2 separate regions of the Homo sapiens genome follow, and region 2 is linked to region 1. The links are chromatin loops, found by intact Hi-C in ENCODE. Cell type or tissue: ovary. All regions are shown on one strand. Each heading gives the region's core, and the rest is flanking DNA. Links, peaks and the distances in the headings are about the cores only. Region 1 holds the start of LINC00887 (long intergenic non-protein coding RNA 887). Region 2 has its middle 59 kb from the start of LINC02038.

Region 1 (8,333 bases), core at 280-8,279:
TGGGAACCCTCTTTTCCAGCCAGACATCCTGTTTACAGATCTCAGATGGGCCATGGGGCGGGTCTCACTCCTGCCCTCTTTGAGGACAGGGTAAAGGAGTGGTTAGGAGTATGAGGTCCAAATTCGGGCAGGCCAGGGTTCATGTCCAAGCTCCATCATATCTAGGCTGGGATAGCCACACCACCTCCAGGAAGCCTGCTCTGGTTTTCCTGACCCATGGCCATGCATTTCTCCAGTGTCTGCCTGCTCCAAGTGTCATCACTGCCTCCGTGGCATTGAAACCTCGTCAGTCTTGTGATATCTATTTCTCTGTCCCTTATTCATGTGTTTGTCTAGTTTCTCCATCTGGACTCTAAATGCTGTGCCCACAACAGGCTATTATGGGTCTCTGTGTGTCCCAGACTGCCCGCATGAATAATGGCTGATATGGCTTGGATTTTTGTCCTCTCCAAATCTCATGTTGCAATGTGATTCCCAGTGTTGGAAGTGGGGCCTGCTGGGAGGTGAGTGGATCATGGGGGAAGATCCCTTAAGAGTAGGTTAGCACCATCCTCTTGGTGATATGAGTTCTTGCTCAGTTAGTTCATGTGAGATCTCGTTGTTTAAGCATCTGGGACCTCCCCTTTCTCTCTCTCTTGCTCCCACTCTCACCATGTGATGTGCCTGCTCCCCTTTCTTCTTCCACCATGAGTGGAAGCTTCCTGAGGTCTTTAGCAGAACCAGATGCTGGCACCATGCTTCTTTTACAGCCTGCAGAATTGTGACCCAATTAAACCTCTTTTCTTTATAAATTTCCCAGTCTCAGGCATTTTTAATAGCAATGCACAAACGGACTAACACAGAAAATTGGTATAGTGAATAGAGTATCGCCATAAAAATACCTAAAGATGTGGAACTGAGTAACGGGCAGAGGGTGGAAGAGACTGGAGAGCTCAGAAGAAGACAGGAAGATGAGGGAACGTCTGGAACATCTATGGTTGTGACAAAAATGCTGATAGAGATATGGACAGTGAAGTCCAAGCTGACAAAGTCTCAGATGGAAATGAGAAAGTTATTGGGAGCTGAAGCAAAGATCACCTGTGTTATTCCCTAGCAAAGAGCCTGGATGGATTGTGTTCATGTCCTAGGGGTTTGTGGAAGGTTGAACTTATTTGGTGGCAGCTGGCAGAAGAAATTTCTAAGTATCAAGAAGTGACGTGGCTGCTTCTAACAGCCTACGATCAGATATGGGTGTAAAGAAATGACTTAAAGTTGGAACTTATACATGAAAGGAAGCAGGGCATAAAAGTTCGTAGCCTAGCCATGCAGCAGGGAAAGAAGAAGCATTTTCAGGAGCGGAATCCAAGCAGCCAGTGTAGCAATCATTTGCTAGAGACATTAGCATGACTAAAAGGGAGCCAAATGCTAATATCCAATACAATGGGGAAAAGTTCTCAAAGGCATTTCAGAGGTCTTGGAGATAGCTCTTCCCATCTCATGCTCAGGGGCCTAGGAGGAAAGAATGGGTTCAGGGGCCAGGTATGGGGCACTGTTGTCCAGTTCAGCCTCAGGACACTGCTTGCCACATCTCTGCTGGCTCAAAAGACCCCAGGCCCAGGTACAGCTCCAGTTGCTGCTTTGGAGAACGCAAGCTGCCATAAGCCTTGGCAGTTTCCACTTGGTGTTAAGCCTGCAGGCACACAGAATGTAAGTGTGAAGGAGGCTTGGCAACTTCCACCTAAATTTCAGAGGATGAATCAGCAAGCCTAAGGTGGCTGCCCAGGCAGAAGCCTGCTGCAGGGGTGGAGCCCCCACCAGAGAAACTCTACTAGGGCAGTGTGGAGGGGAAATGGGGGTTGGATCCCCCACACAGACCCCCCACCAGGACACTGCCTAGTGGAGCTGTGGGAAGGTGGCTGATGTCCTCCAGACCCCAGAATGATAGAGCCACTGACAGCTTGCATACTGAGCATGGAAAAGCCACAGGCACTCAACTCCAACCCATGAGAGCAGCCACAGGGCTAGACCCAGAAAAGCCACAGGGGCAGTGCTGCTCAAGGCCTTGGGGGCCCATCCCTTGAACCAGTGCACCCAGGATGCAGGACATGGGATCAAGGATCATTTTGGAGCTTTAAGGTTTAATGACTGCCCCAATGGGTTTCAGACTTGGGTGGGTCTGGTAGCCCCTTCCTTTGGGTCAATTTCTCCCTTTTAGAATGGGAATATCTACCCAATGCCTGTGCCACCATTGTATCTTGGAAGTAAATAACTTGTTTTGATTTTACAGGCATATAGGTGGAAGGAACATGCCTTGGGTCTCAGATGAGACTTGGACTTTTGGATTAATTCTGGAACAAGTTAAGACTTAGGGGGACTATTGCAAAGGCATGATTGTATTTTGAAATGTGAAAAAGACATGATATTTGGGTCCTGGGCGGGGAATAACGTGGTTTGGATATTTGTCCCCTTCGATTATCATGTTGAAAGGTGATTCCCATTTTGGGGGTGGGGCCTGGTAGGAGGTGAGTGGATCATGGGGGAAGGCCCCTCGTGAATGGTTAAGCACACCCCTTGGTGATAAGTGAGTTCTTGGTCAGTTAGTTCATGTGAGATCTGGTTGTTTAAAAGAGTCTGGGACCTCCCCCAACCCCTTGCTCCTACTCTTGCCATGTGATGTGCCTGCTCCCCTTTTGCCTTCCACCTTTCACCATGAGTGGAAGCTTCCCAAGGTTCTTACCAGGACCAGATGCTGACGCCATGCTTCTTGAACAGTCTGCAGAATTGTGAGCCAATTAAACCTTGTTTCCTTATAAATTACCAGCCTCAGGCATTTCCTTATAGCAATGCACAAATATACTAACACAATGGCCATAGACAGCGCTTACCATTAGCTCATTTAACTTGTCTACGAGGGCAGCACAACTTGGGGTCCACATACTCATGCCCAACTTCATTGGCCATTCAACTCCAGCCAAGTAACAGGACGAAAAGACAGAAACCCACCATAAGCTGCGGCTGAAGGTGGCCATCCAGCCCACTGTTGGGACAGAATGCTTAGTGTGTACAGATTTGCTTCGGTGTCCCTAAGATAGGCTTCTGACCTGTCTATTTTCCCTGAGAATTCAGAATAATCATGAACAAGATGGGAGTATGAATCTCAGCATGGAGGCCCAGTGGCTGACACCTAGCTTTCAAACCTAAACATCTTGCACAGGTTTCCTTGTACCATGTTCTCTGATGCGATGTCCTGTGTCTCTGCTCACTGCTTCAGTGCCCTCCCAAGCAGCCGGGATGGAGCCCGGGCCGCCACAGCCCCCCTGGAGTGCGTGCCGCCTGATAGGTGGATCAAGAGCAGAACTCACATGCTGCCTCCTGGGGAGGAAGGGGGTTGTTTATGACCATATGAGCTTTGAGGTACCCAGGATGACAGGCCACCCTAGAACCCAGGGAGCTTGGGCAAGTTCATCCCCTTCTCTGGGCCTCAGTTTCCCTCATCTGTCCTGCAAAAGAATTGGATCAGATAATCTGGGACATTCTATCCAGCTCTCTGATCCAGAGATCAGGTTTGGGGCCGGGTGGGGGATGTGAAGTGGTCTTCCAAGCTGTCAACATAGCCTGATTGTGTAAGGCCTGCACAAATGGTGTTTAGAGCAATACTTTCAAACCTTAATGTTGGGTGAATCACCTGCGTCTAGAGAAAATGAAGATTCTAGCAGGAGAGAGTGGAAGAGTGGTTACCAGAGGCTGGGAGCAGGGTTGGATGGGGAAAGATTGGTCAACAAGTACAAAGTTGCAGCGAGGAGGAAGTTCTTGTGTTCTATGGCACAGCAAGGTGACTGTGGTTAACAGTACCGTATTGTACATTGCAAAGTAGGTAGAAAAGATTTACAATTTCTTTAGCAAAGATGAGATGATGGATAGGCTAAATACCTTGATTTGATTTTTACACAATGCATACATGTATCAAAACATCACATTGTACCCCAGAAATACGTACAATTATGGGTCAATAAAAAGCAAAATAAAATATGTAGATTCTCTCTCAATGGTTCTGAGGCGGGGTCTCTAAACCTGCATTTCTAACAAGCTCCCTGGTGATCCCGCGGTGCCGGCTGAGTCGGTGCCTTGATTAGGAGGGTTTGGCACTAGGTCTCCAGGTGTGATCCCGGAGCGGCAGCATCGGCATCACCTGGGAACCTTGTAAGAGCGAGTAGGGCCAAGCTACAGAAGTATTGGGTCAGAAACTCTGGGGTAGCGCCCAGCAATATGTGATGTAACAAGCCCTCCAGGCGACTCCCATGAGCTCAATTCTGAGAACCACTGCTTTAAGACAACAGCTTCTAAACTGGGCGGTGCATAGGAAGCACCGAGAGAGTTTTTAAAAATACTGGGGCCTGGGGCCCGCTTGTCGGGGTTCTAATGTAATCGGAATAGGTGCCTCCCGGGCATCGGGATTTTTACAGTCTCCCCAAGTGATTCTAATGTGAAGTCAATGAGCCTTAGGGCGGACAGAAGATGAGGGCTGCGGGGCTCCCAGGCTGCGAGCCTGCGATTCTTCTGACGGCGCTTTCCGGACGACGGCCACTAGGGCGCGCTGTGGCACCGCTGGGAGGCCGGCTGCGGTTCAGCCTCCTCTCGCCAGCGGCTGGAGGAGCTCCGGGCTGGGAGGCGGCGCGAAGCCCCGGGGGTCGGAGCCTCCGGGAGCGGCTTCTGGCCCAGGCCGGCCCGCCCCCGTGCATCGGCACCTAATTAATGCTGGCCGCGGCCTCGCCGCGCTTGACGTCAGTGATGTGCTCCGTGCTGGGGAGACGCGGCCTTTGCAGCCGCTCGGCACAGGTTGCTTCACCCTGGCCAGCCCTGCTGCCCGCCCCCTCCAGGCAGAACGCCGGGCTCACCTCTGGGACCGAGCCCTTGCTCATGCTGCTCTGATGACACTCACGCGAGAGTTTCTCCCCCATTTCCACCCGGCAGGACACCAGTTTCCTTTTCCATCTTCCCTGGCTGTTCTCTGCCCCTCCCCTGCCTTTTCAGAACACGGAGGGTCCCGGAAAATCCCACAGGCCTGGGGCTTTGCCAAGTCAGCCGCAAGAACCACCTCTCACCTTTCCCTTTCTGGGTCTCTCCTCTGCTCAGTTCCTTTCCTGTTCCTGCTCCTCCTTTTTCTCTCATCTGAGCCGTGTGGATCAGATACTTCCTGCCTATGCGTTCTCATGCACAGAAGTGGAAGAGATGGGATGGTGAAGGGGGGATTGCCTTCTTTAGCAGCACAGATAGGACTGCGTTTGTAAGGAGCGTTTTGTATGTTGGGGGTGACGAGGTTGCTGATGAAACTCTAGTGTTCTGTCCCCCACAGCCACATTACTCCCTTTAAGCAGCGATGGGAGTTGATTCTGGAGAGGAGAACTCAGCCGAGTAGAGCAACGCTGTCTTGTCTAGCTGCCCCAGCTGGCTGGAAGGGTCTTCCATGGCTGGAGGAGTTTCCCCAACCAGGACGCCAGAACTGTCTTTTTTTTTTTTTTTTTTTTTTTGAGACAGGGTCTTGCTCTGTCACCCAGGCTGGAAGTGCAGTGGCGTGACCGCAGCTCACTGCATCCTTGACCTCCCAGGCTCAAGCGATTGTCCCACCTCAGCCTCCTGAGAGGCTGGAATTACAGGCATGCGCCACCACGCCCAGCTAATTTTTTTTTATTTTTTGTAGAGACGGAGTCCCACTGTGTAGCCCAGGCTGGTCTCAAGCAATCCTCCTGCTTTGGCTTCCCAAAATGCTGGGATTACAGGTGTGAACCACCCCGTGCCTGGCCCAGAGCTGTCTTTATCATAAATGTTCCACGCCATATTTCATCTCTGCCCATCCCCTTATCCCCATTCCCAAACCTCCAATCTGATATTTGTGTGAGATTTCATTTGGAGGAAGGCCATGTACATAATGGTTTGGATGATGCCTGATAGCCTCCCTGGCTTTGCCAGCCCATAATTCTAAGATGGGAAGAGATGTTGCTGGGGAGAAGAGGCGGAGGCTTCTCTTCTGATTCCTGCCTGGAGCCCTGACTGCAAGGGTTGCTCCTGGCTTCCCCCATTTGAACCCCACCCCTGGCTGGCCAGTGAGGGGAGCATTCCCTACAGCCCCAGGGAGGGAGAGGCTGCCAGCGGCCAGACAGGGCATTGGGCAGATGGCACAGAGCCAGCCCAGCCAGGTGGGGAAATTGAGACCCAGAGAGGGTAAGGGACTTGCTCAAGGTCACACAACCAGACCCTGGCAGATCCCTTTCCACGCTAATTCCTCAGAAGCTCCTGCTGGGGTCTCTAGTGGGATACTTTGGACAGCCCTGTGGGAGTGGCGGCTGGGTTCCACCGGGAGTGGGGTTACTTTGAAGAACAGTAGTCTCTCCTTGAATCCAGATGAGCAGATACGGTTCCAGGGCTCAGCCTGACCCTGAGGCTGTCACAGCTGGGGCAGGGGCTGAGGGTGGAAACTGCCTCTAAGAGCTCAGAGGGCGTTTAGCCTGCCAGGCACAGAGCCTCCACCGGGGACAGAAAGCCAGGAAAAAGGTGTGGGACGTCAGTACGAATCCTGCTCCTTCCATCGTAGACTCTGAAAGTAAAGGTCCAAGCTTTGAATTGGATCTCAGCTGGGGCTGGGGGCTGGCCAAGAAGATTGGGGTGGCCACACATTTGGGCAAGTTTCCCTACTGCCTCCGCAATGCGCCTGGCCAGGGCCCAACTGGAAATCAGAGACCCATGAAACATCAGCTCAGGGAGCATCAGGGATGCATGCTCGTGCTTCAAGAGGAAGAAACCCCGAGAGGAGGCTGGGAGAGAGACTGGTCCAAGGTCACTGGACAGTGAGTGGTGGAGCTGGAGCTTGGACGTGGGCTCTGGACTCTGGATTGTGTGTCCCCGCCACTGTCCTGACATCCATGTGGACAGATGCCCTGATCCCCCTCTGCAGGGGCTGTTCTCTTTTCCTCTCTTTGGGGTGTATAATGTGTTTGTCTTTGTGTGTGTGTGTGTGTGTGTGTGTGTGTGTGTGTGTGTGTGTGTGTAGACATTTTTTATTTTGTCTCTTTACCTCCAAATCCTATCTGCTTCATAAAACTCAGAGAAAAAGTCTATAAGCTCAGTCACCCATTCCAGGATCGCTGTCAGGAAATCCTCGTTCCCATCTCACCCGCATCCCCCACGCTGGAGCTTAAGTCCTTCCAGGTGGGGCTGGCAAGAGTCTGCGGGACTTACTCCAAGAGCCCCGGGGAAGCGGGCTGGGCTGTTTGGGGAGGAATGCTCACCCGGCAGTGTGCAGGCCTGGCAGGGCTGCCTCTAAACCCAAATTGCAGTCCCCAAGCACGTGCGCTTGCTCTGCCTGAGATCTCCAATGATGCTGCTTTGGCGGGAGTACTGATTCTAGCCAGTGATTTATCATCTGTTTACTCAGAGAAACTGCTTGTTCATTTCTGCTGGTGGGAAGGGAAGGAGGGAGGGAGGGAGGTGAACGTGTGTCCTGTGAGCTGCAGAGGTAGCCGGCAGGGATGACTTATACACTCCCCTCGATGGGTGACCTCCATTCACTCTTCCTCCCCGCCTCTCCGCCTGATGAGAAACAGAATGTGCTCCCTCCCCCCTGGGAGGCTTCAGATTCATTTTCTGCTCAGACACCGTTGCTTGCAAAATTCCACCCAGAAGATAAGGGAGGGAGTATCGCTGCAGCGTCCTGCTCTGTGCCTGGTTATATTACTGGATCCTTGTGTTGCAGCCCTAAGATAGAAGGATTGTCTCCATTTCACAGATGAGAGAGAACTGATGCGCAGGAGGCTGAAATTGTCTGAAGTCACACAGCAGGTGGGTAGAGCTGGGACCCAACCCCCGTCAGGCTGGTGCCAACTTCATGCTCTTGGAGCAGTGTTTCTCCAAGTGTGCATCTCGAACCACCTGCATTAATTATAGTTACTTCTTCCTTCAGTCTCTGTTGTTTTCAACAGGGAGTTACTGACCTAGGCATGGCTCCAGGCTCATGGGATTCAGCAATGAGGAAGACAGGTCCTGGCCAAAGGAGGCCAAGAACAAACAAGTATAAGCAATAAGTCAGCCGGGTGCTGTGGCTCATGCTTGTAATCCCAACACTTTGGGAGTCTGAGGTGGAAGGATCACTTGAGCCCAGGAGTTCGAGACCAGCCTGGGCAACATGGTGAAACCACATCTCTACCAAAATATACAAAAATTAGCTGAGTGTGGTGGTGCACCTGTAGCCCCAACTGCTTGAGAGCCTGAGGTAGGAGGATTGTCTTAGCCCAGGAGGTTGACACTGCAGTGAGCCGTAATTGTGCCACTGCACTCCAGCCTGGGCGACAGAGAGAGACCCT
Region 2 (8,333 bases), core at 154-8,153, 410 kb after region 1:
TGAACTTGGAACAACTACCTTGGAAACCTGTTCATCAGTTTCTTTACAAATTTGACATGTGACTACCTTATGTCCCAGCAATTCCACCCCTAGGTATTTACCCTACAGGGATGAAATCATATGTCCACACAATGACGTATACAGGAAGGTTTATAGCAAGATTGTTCATGATAGCTAACTGCTGGATACATCTCAGATGTCCAACAATAGGTGAATGAATAAACAACAAATTGTGATATACAATGAAATGCTACTCAGGAAGAAAAAAAAGAGGAATGAACTACTACTGATACATGCAACAACATGCATGAATCTTAACAACATGCTGAATTAAGGAGGCCAGACTCCTAAGAGGACACACTGTATGATTCCACTTCTATAGAGTTCTGCAATAGCAAATGTAACCTGTGGTGACAGAATTCAGATCAGTGGTTGCTTTACGTTGTGTGTATACAAAGCGGAGTTGACTGGGAAGAGGCGTGAGGGAAATTGCTGGAGTGAGAGCAATGTTCTGTGTCTTGATCAAGGTACGGGGCAGATGAGTGTATTCACTTGCCAAATCTGAACAAACACTTAAGATCTAAGTATTTCACTGCATGTAAATTATATCTTGAAAAAAAATGTAACGTGAATTTCTAGCCACGAGCAGGAAGGTACAATATAAACCCGGACAGTTAGGCTCCTGGGAGTTTGCAGTGGTGTGTCCTGGACTCAGGGTTTGGGAGAACCGCTGTCTCTTCCCGCTTGTGCTGATGGCTGGGGTCAACCAGCTTCCTGTGTTCTCTGCCAGTGCCCAGCTGTCAGGATGGGCCCAACCGCAGCTGCCGTAATAGTAGGTTGGGAGAGACATTCCCTCTCGCCCCTGCAGCCACATCACAGAAACCAGCCGTACCCTCTGGCCTGCTTCCCTCCACCACTGACGGCCTCAGGGAGCTCACCAAAGAACTTTCCCTTTCCTCACCCTCAGATACCCTTCCGGAACCTTCCAGGGCCCAAGCTGCCCTTTCCATGACCTGAGCTTTACGGGTGATAAACTCTGGCTTTCTGACATTCCAGGACTGCTTAACTGGGTCATTGCAGCAATCCTTGCTATAACTTTTATTTTTTGTTTTTTGAATTGCCATTTGTGTTTTCTTCATATTTCCTGCCAAACTGTCAAACCAGGCTCTCTCCAGACGCCAACATCTGGTATTAAATTGCAAGTCTGGATGATCTTCCAAAACAATGTTTTTTAAGTGCCGGGGAATGTCTTTTGCTCACATTATTCATCTGTTCAAATTGTATCAGATTCTCTCATTGATTTCTGAACTGAAATGTACCTTTCAACGTATCACGACTATCCTATTGAAGCCAGGCCTCATGCTGGCATCAGGCCATAAGTTGCCTGGAGAATATGTGATCTATTGTTTTGTTGTTCTCTTTTACTTTTCTATTTTTAAAAATCAATAAATCACAAGTAAATCCTTTAATAAGCATTGAATGAACAAATAAATTCAGCTTTCCCCTTATTGTGATGATTATGCTTTTTTTGTTTGTTTGTTAGTTTTTTGAGACGGAGTCTTCCCCTGTCACCCAGGCTGGAGTGCAGTGGTGTGATCTCCGCTCACTGCAACCTCCACCTCCCGAGTGCAAGCGATTCTCCTGCCTCAGTCTCCTGAGTAGCTGGGATCGTAGGTGCGTGCCACCATCCCTGGCTAATTTTTGTATTTTTAGTAGAGACGGGGTTTCACCATATTGGTCAGGCTGGTCTCGAATTCCTGACCTCGTGATCTGCCTGCCTCAGCCTCCCAAAGTGCTGGAATTACAGGCATGAGCCACTGTGCTTGGCCGATGCTTATGTTTTTAATGGAAATGAAATCTCTAAGATGCCAGACATATGGCACCCAGACAAAATCTGGCTGTCTGAATCTGGGGCTAGCGGTGGTTTCAGGATATTTTAGCCCCATGCAGTACATGTTCCCTGGCTGCAGCTTCAAAATGTGTGCCTGGGATGGGGAGGACCCACAGCCCCAGATGGCTTCCTCCTGCTTCTCTTGCTATTGTAGCAACCTCCATCCCTTTTCTGAAGAGTCAGGAAGAAGTGATGCCCAGGTACATAGCTTGCCTGGAGTGTGAGGGAAAGAACCTGGCTGAGGACAGGAGACTTGTTTCTGGTCCTATTTTGCCATCACTCACTCAGAGTGACTCAGGTCAGTTCCCTTCTCTTGGGGCCTTCTGCCAACTTGGGCCTTGGAACGAACTAGTTGGTTTCACCCTCAATGCCTTTTGTGGGTCAACTGGGGAAGCTGGAGAACTGGTAGGATAAGGTGGAAGAAATGTCTCCGGGGCTGGGACTCCAGGCTACCTCCTACTTCTACTTCCAGCAGAGGCATTGCCCTATGATCTGCCTTGAATCTTGGGCTTCAGATTCGTAAACATGGCCAAAACAACAAAGAACCACAACCGCCACCATCACCTGCCTGGTGGTGTCTAGTATCATGTCTAGTATTAGTTGACCCCTAAAGGCCCCTCTAAGCTGATAAGGGAGGATTGATTGCTCCTTCTTAGAGCCGAGCCATGGTGGACAACGTTCCTGACCATCAGTGCCCCACAGAAGGGGCTCCAGTCACCAGCTGGGGAGACCAGACCAGTGGCATGGCAGAATCGTGCTCTGTGCTAATTTGTCACGTGCACTTTCTGTTAAGAGCTCATCTCTCTCTATGCCTCACTCCCTCCCCTTCTCTTTCCTTCCTCTCTTTCCCTTCTTTCTTCCTGAGAAATTCCTGGTGTCTTGCCTGCATGCTCCAGACCTTTCAGCGTCAATAAATTCCTTTTACACTTTGAGCAGTTTCAAAGTGAATTTAGAAGGTGAGTGTGCCTAGCCTCCTGTTTAGACACAATTTCAGTCTGCAGATGGAGCTAGACCTGTCTGGGATTCTCACATGAGCCCACCTGGGCCCATCTGCTGCCATCGTAAATCTCCAGGGAGCTGAGCTCCACCGCTCAAGGGGGTGTTTTCAAGTCTCTGTGGCTGCCAGCTGTTCAAAATGGGCCCAGCCAGGCTTGGAAAGTGCTGAATCCGTAAAAACTGGGTGTCTTTAGAAGAGACAGAGAGAAATGTGAATTTAAAAACACAGCACAACTCTACCACAAAACAAGGCTGAATCCAATGTGAATTCCACAGATAACAGGTTCTGGCGGTGCTTGACTGAGTAGCTGGTTCCCATTTCAGTGCCCTATTCTGCCGCACGTTGCCCTCGATTAATACGTTCTTCCAAGACTGGGGTGAAACACAAAACGAGAAAGCTGCAAGGGCTGCAACACGATGTGGCAACTTGCAGGAACAGAGAAATCTCGGAAAGTATTCTACACGGGGCTGCGCATTCCCAGGAATAGTTGCCATGACGGGCATCCCAGTATAAGCAAGCTGTGTCCCATGAGATCCTGCGTAGTCAGAGATACTGTTTAACAGAAATGTGAACTGCAGAGGGAGGGTCAGCTCACTCCCCATCCCTTAGGTGCAATGCTGTGATTTAAGAGATGAAGGTGAATGTCATTCTCTGAGTTTCCCAGTCCGGCAATTCCAGACTCTGTCTCCTGTCGTATCTTCCTTTGCATAAAATGCCCTCACAGATCCATCAATCATTGACCCTGTGATCATGCATTGAGAACCTCCCATACATTAGGGGCTGATTGCATCCTGTTTCAGATAGTGACATGGTCTCCTGTGTGCCTTTAGGGCAAGGACCAAGGATTATTCATCTTCGTATATTCTGTAACCTATTAAATATATGTTCGCTCAATGAATCATAGAGAAAGCACTCTGTTTTCCTTCCTTTCTGCTCTGTCCCAGAGACAGAAGATCTTGTCTGGTCCTATGTGAACATTAGAAGGTGAAGACGTTGGCCTGGGCGCTTTCCACCCCACAGACAGAAAGAACAAAGGGCGCTGGCTCTGGAGGCGCTCTCCATCATGTTGAAAACTGTGTCCAATCTCATTGTAGGAAGCAGCAGGTAGCTGTGAAAGGCGGCTCAGGCTCTCATTGTTACCACCGTGGCTGCAGGTGAAAGGTCAGTTTGCAGGCAAGGCTCTGACCCTTCACTTTTTTGTTGAGAGTGTCACAAGGTAAATTAATCAGATTTATGGCATTAAGCTCTGCCAATATCTTTATCCTCTCAACTCTTTCTCTCCAGCAAAACTCTCTTTCCTAGGGGGAAAAAAAGTTTCCTTTCTAATGAAAGGGGAAAAGTGCTTTTTGTGTTTCTCTCACAGTTTCCACTTTACAAGTGAAAATGGCTGGGCACATATAGAGGCCAGCACAGCCCTTCCTTTGAACAGGGCTCTTGTAAGTTAAAGTGAGCTTTCCTGGCACCGCCTCACATGCCCCACGCTCATGGGGACAATGCAGCCGGCAGGCTTGGCTGGCACTGATGGCTTCGTGATTTCCTCTCCTTTGACTAGAGCAACTCAGGAAAGCTTATTAAGGAGATGTCGCCAGCCTGGACGTGGGCTTAGGTCTCCTCCATGCCCAGCTGGCAGCACTGGTACCAGAGCAATATTTCAGAGGGGCAGGTAGGCTAGACATGAATGAGCAGAAAGCCCTCCAGTCCCAAAGCCAGAGGCTTGGAGCCGGCTCCCAGCAGGAGCAGGAGGGAGGCTGCTGATGTTGCAGGTGCTTTTCAGGCAGCCTTGCAGGAGAGCACCAACTTCCTGCTGCTAGAAATTTGTCTGCAAATTTTTTCTCATTCAGAAGTGACGGCATCCAGGAGACCCTGGCTAGATATGATAACTTGATTAAAGCCTGCACAGGCGACCCAGATGCCCGAGAAGGGGCTGAGAGGGAGCATGCCTCCTTCTAACCTTTCACCGGGAGAGAGCTGACAGGTCACAGTGGGTAGGTTTCCTCACCCTGGGCTGTACGGTGTCCACATTTTAGACTCACAGCCCTCTAAATAATGCAGCTGTGCTTTGGATACAGCTTCTCTGCTGAAAAAGAAAAGTAACAAAGGCTTATTTTCCCACATCAATTTGCAGCATAGAGATTGGATTATTACAAATATTTCCTGAGCACCCACTGCACACTAAACCCTGTTTTAGGCACTGGAGATACAGCAGTGAATACTGCCATCATAGAGCTTAGAATCTAGCTTGGGGACTCTGACGGTAAATAAATGTACAAAAGCACAATATGCCAGGGGGTTACAATGCTGTAAAAAAAACAATAAAACAGGGCTAGAGGATAGAGAAAATGGTGGGGTATAAGGGATACTCTGAGAACATAGATCAGACAGGAACATCCTCTCTGAAGAAATGATACGAGGCTAGAGACCCAAATGAAGGCTGCGCATTAGCCCTGTTGATACCTGGCCAGAGAATCCCTAAAAGACGGCTTAGCAAGTGTGAGGCCCCAAGCAGGAAGCCTGCTCGATATGTTCAAGAAATATTCCTTTACAATTATGTTTCACTTATGAATGCCAAAAAAAACCCACCTAATGATCACAATAATAGTGGCAAAACTTTTGTGACAATACTGTTATGAGGAGTAAATGAATTAATGTTCTCAAGACACATAGCACAGTGACTATGGAATAGTAAGAATTTAATAAGTGCTGAGGCTTTTATAATTATAATAATTATTGTTGTTTACTAAGAATTTGACAGTCACAATAATCCCATAAGGTAGGTGGTCAAGAACTATCAGCTTCGTCTTGTAAATGAAGAATGTAATGTCCACAGAAGTGACTTGCCCAAGGTCACACTGCAGGTTAGTGGCACATGGAAGCAGGCTGGGTCCCTAGGGCTGCATGCAGAGAGTCACCAGGAGAGCTGCTGATCTGCACTGGACTTTGTCTAAGCAAGAGATTAACTTTTATTATATCAAGCCACCGAGACTTGGGGGTTATTTGTTATAGCAGCTTACCATTACTTAACCTAACTATCAGAATGGGCTGGCTCTAGGATGACTGTAAGAGGGTGTGAGCCCCTCAAATAGCAGGGCTCATAGCTTTTGGAGGGGAGAATGCCAGCTCTTGTACCCCAGTTACACTGAACCCTAAATATGTGTGTATTTTTCCAGCACCACTTTGTTCCTACCAGTCCCCCTGCCTGGGTCATTCTCCATCTACTTCCCTAACAAAACCCTATGAAATGTATCCTTCAAGGCTCTCTTTGAATGCCACCTCCTCCAGGAAGCCTTCTCCATCTGCTGTCATAAGACAGCATTTCTTGCCCTGCACTTTCACAGAAGATTCCTGTTCCCTGGGGACCACATTTTGCCTCATGCTCCAATTACATATGGGCATACCTAACTCCTACATGAGACCACATGCTTCCTGAGGCCAGGCCTCTGACCTCTTTGCTCTCAAAACAGGCCAGAAGCAGAATTCCATTTGGAAAGAGATGAAATAAAACAATTCCTATTTTTTTTAAAAGGTTAATTCTAAATGCTAGGGCAAATAATCAGAGAATGTTCTCCTTGGAATATGTTGGAGTTAGCTTTTACAAACATTTGCACCCTCATGCAGGCACGTCTCCCCCCAACCCCTCATCTCCATGGCACAATGACTGTGATGATGTATTTTGCTGTTGCCTTTATGTTGATGTTCAAACTCTTCTTCTCATCTTACCGTCACCAATTATTGAATGCCTTTAAAAAAAAAACGAAACAAAACCCAAACCTTACCCCAGCAGATGTGTGTGAGCTGTTTGATCTTGAGGCTGAATAGGAAGCAAAGTATCCAAGACTCAGATTATGGTGCAGAAGAGGGGGAAAAAATCTTAACAGGAACTCTGTGAAGGAGAGAGTTTAGCTTTGATCTTACTATTGAATTTTGCTAGTGGGGTGTGTGTTTATATCTATTTCTATTTATCTTTTTACCTCCATAATTCTGTGCTGCTGTGTCTGTCTCTTGCGGCACTACAGAAGGGAGTTTTGTCTGATTTTGTGCAACACGACTTAAGTCATTTAAAGTAAGAATTTAATTTCTCTGTGAAATAAGGAGAAGACTATAGGTTAATTTATGGATATCTTTTCCTTTAAAGGATTCTAAAATAATTGGGGCCACTTTATCTCAAACCGAATGGAAAAGAGCCCTATTAAAAAGCAGAGAGGCCATGCTTCTAGATGAGCCGGTCTGACTTTATCGTTTAATTCCTAATTTGCACATCTTCCTCACTAAAGAAAACCCAGACCTTAGAAAGTAATCTGACCTTTGCAATTTAGGAGAGAATTAAACAGCATTTGTTTATAGTTAAATTCTATTTCAAAGTTTCACCTGAGTGGGATCTCTTTCTAAAAATAATCAGATAATTTTAAAAGTTAATTTGAGAAATGTACAAAGGCAAATTCCCCTGATATTCTGATAATATAATTAATATAATATAATATAATATAATATGATATAATATAATATAATGACAAAGGAGTGATCAATGGACAGGTTATAGTTGTTCATGCATCTTGTAGAATTGTGGATTTTCCATGAATTTCACTGTGAAATGGAGACATCCATCACAATCTTGCCATTGATTTTTCACTTTGATTTGAGGATTTCTGAAATGCTTTTTATAACCTTTCTTTCTTTGTATGCATTCTTCGGTTAATTTATCCATTTAATCAATCAATATTTGTTAAATTTACAATGTGCCAGGCACTTTACTTACACACTTATAATCTGCACCAAGCATTAAAAAGCATATGTTTATCTGTACTCCAAAAGACATAAGCCAGTAAGAGTTCCTAAATTAAGTACTCACAATTCCCTATAAAACTGTTTTCAGAATTTGTATTATTTAGCATTTTCCGAGGTATTTCTTCAGCACTAGCCAAATACAAAGCACAATGCTAAGCATGGGCATGAACAGGGAGATAAATCATGCACCAACTGTGCTTTCTAAGTAGCTTGGGCTGGTAAAAGGCACACCAAGTCCTGCTAGGGAGCAGATGTATGAGGGTGGGTGGAGTGGCAGGGATGCTACACAGAAGAGAGATTCCTTGGGCATAGGCTGAGGCAGGAACTTGCCAGCTTCTACATATCAAATTGGAATGTCAGGGTTCTGGTGTGGAAGGAGATGTTTTTAAAATGCTGTCTATGGGGCATGACAGTTGTTGGGGTATCCTGCTGGGGCCAAAGCCAATAGAGAGTTAAGCTCCCAAGGGCAACTCTTGCCTAGAACTTACTTAGACTGTCAGCCTTTAGTTTGTGGGTCACAATCTTCTTGAGGGTTCAAGAGAGACCATCTCAATTCCCTGCCAGATGGAAGGCCCACTGGAGGGAATAGGGCCTTCAAAGACGGTGTCCTCATTCCACCCCCAAAGGACTTGCCAAAGCCTTGGGCCTGTTGTTGCTCTCTGT

The links. Peaks named below come from ENCODE experiments on the same cell type or tissue, not always from the same donor. Only the 100,000 strongest peaks of a DNase experiment are listed, where the experiment ranks them.
Region 2: it touches region 1 in a loop (4-fold over the local background); 3 of 110 quality-filtered maps call a loop at or near these places.

Annotation. Positions count from the first base shown.
Region 1 is chr3:194,312,080-194,320,412 of GRCh38, reverse strand. It overlaps LINC00887 (long intergenic non-protein coding RNA 887), which reads left to right and starts at 7,609. Exons shown (of 3, transcript NR_024480.1): 1 at 7,609-7,812. RefSeq lists enhancers at 4,440-4,489, 4,355-4,855 and a silencer at 4,560-4,899. In ovary, for the core only: a CTCF peak has its summit at 4,584 (motif pointing right); DNase peaks (open chromatin) are centred at 4,712, 6,662, 7,272, 7,412 and 1 weaker place; H3K4me3 peaks cover 504 bases; H3K27ac peaks cover 3,684 bases.
Region 2 is chr3:193,898,774-193,907,106 of GRCh38, reverse strand. No RefSeq gene overlaps it. Among named protein-coding and RNA genes, the nearest start is that of LINC02038, 59 kb to the right of the region's middle. In ovary, for the core only: no CTCF peak of the experiment used is centred there; a DNase peak (open chromatin) is centred at 796.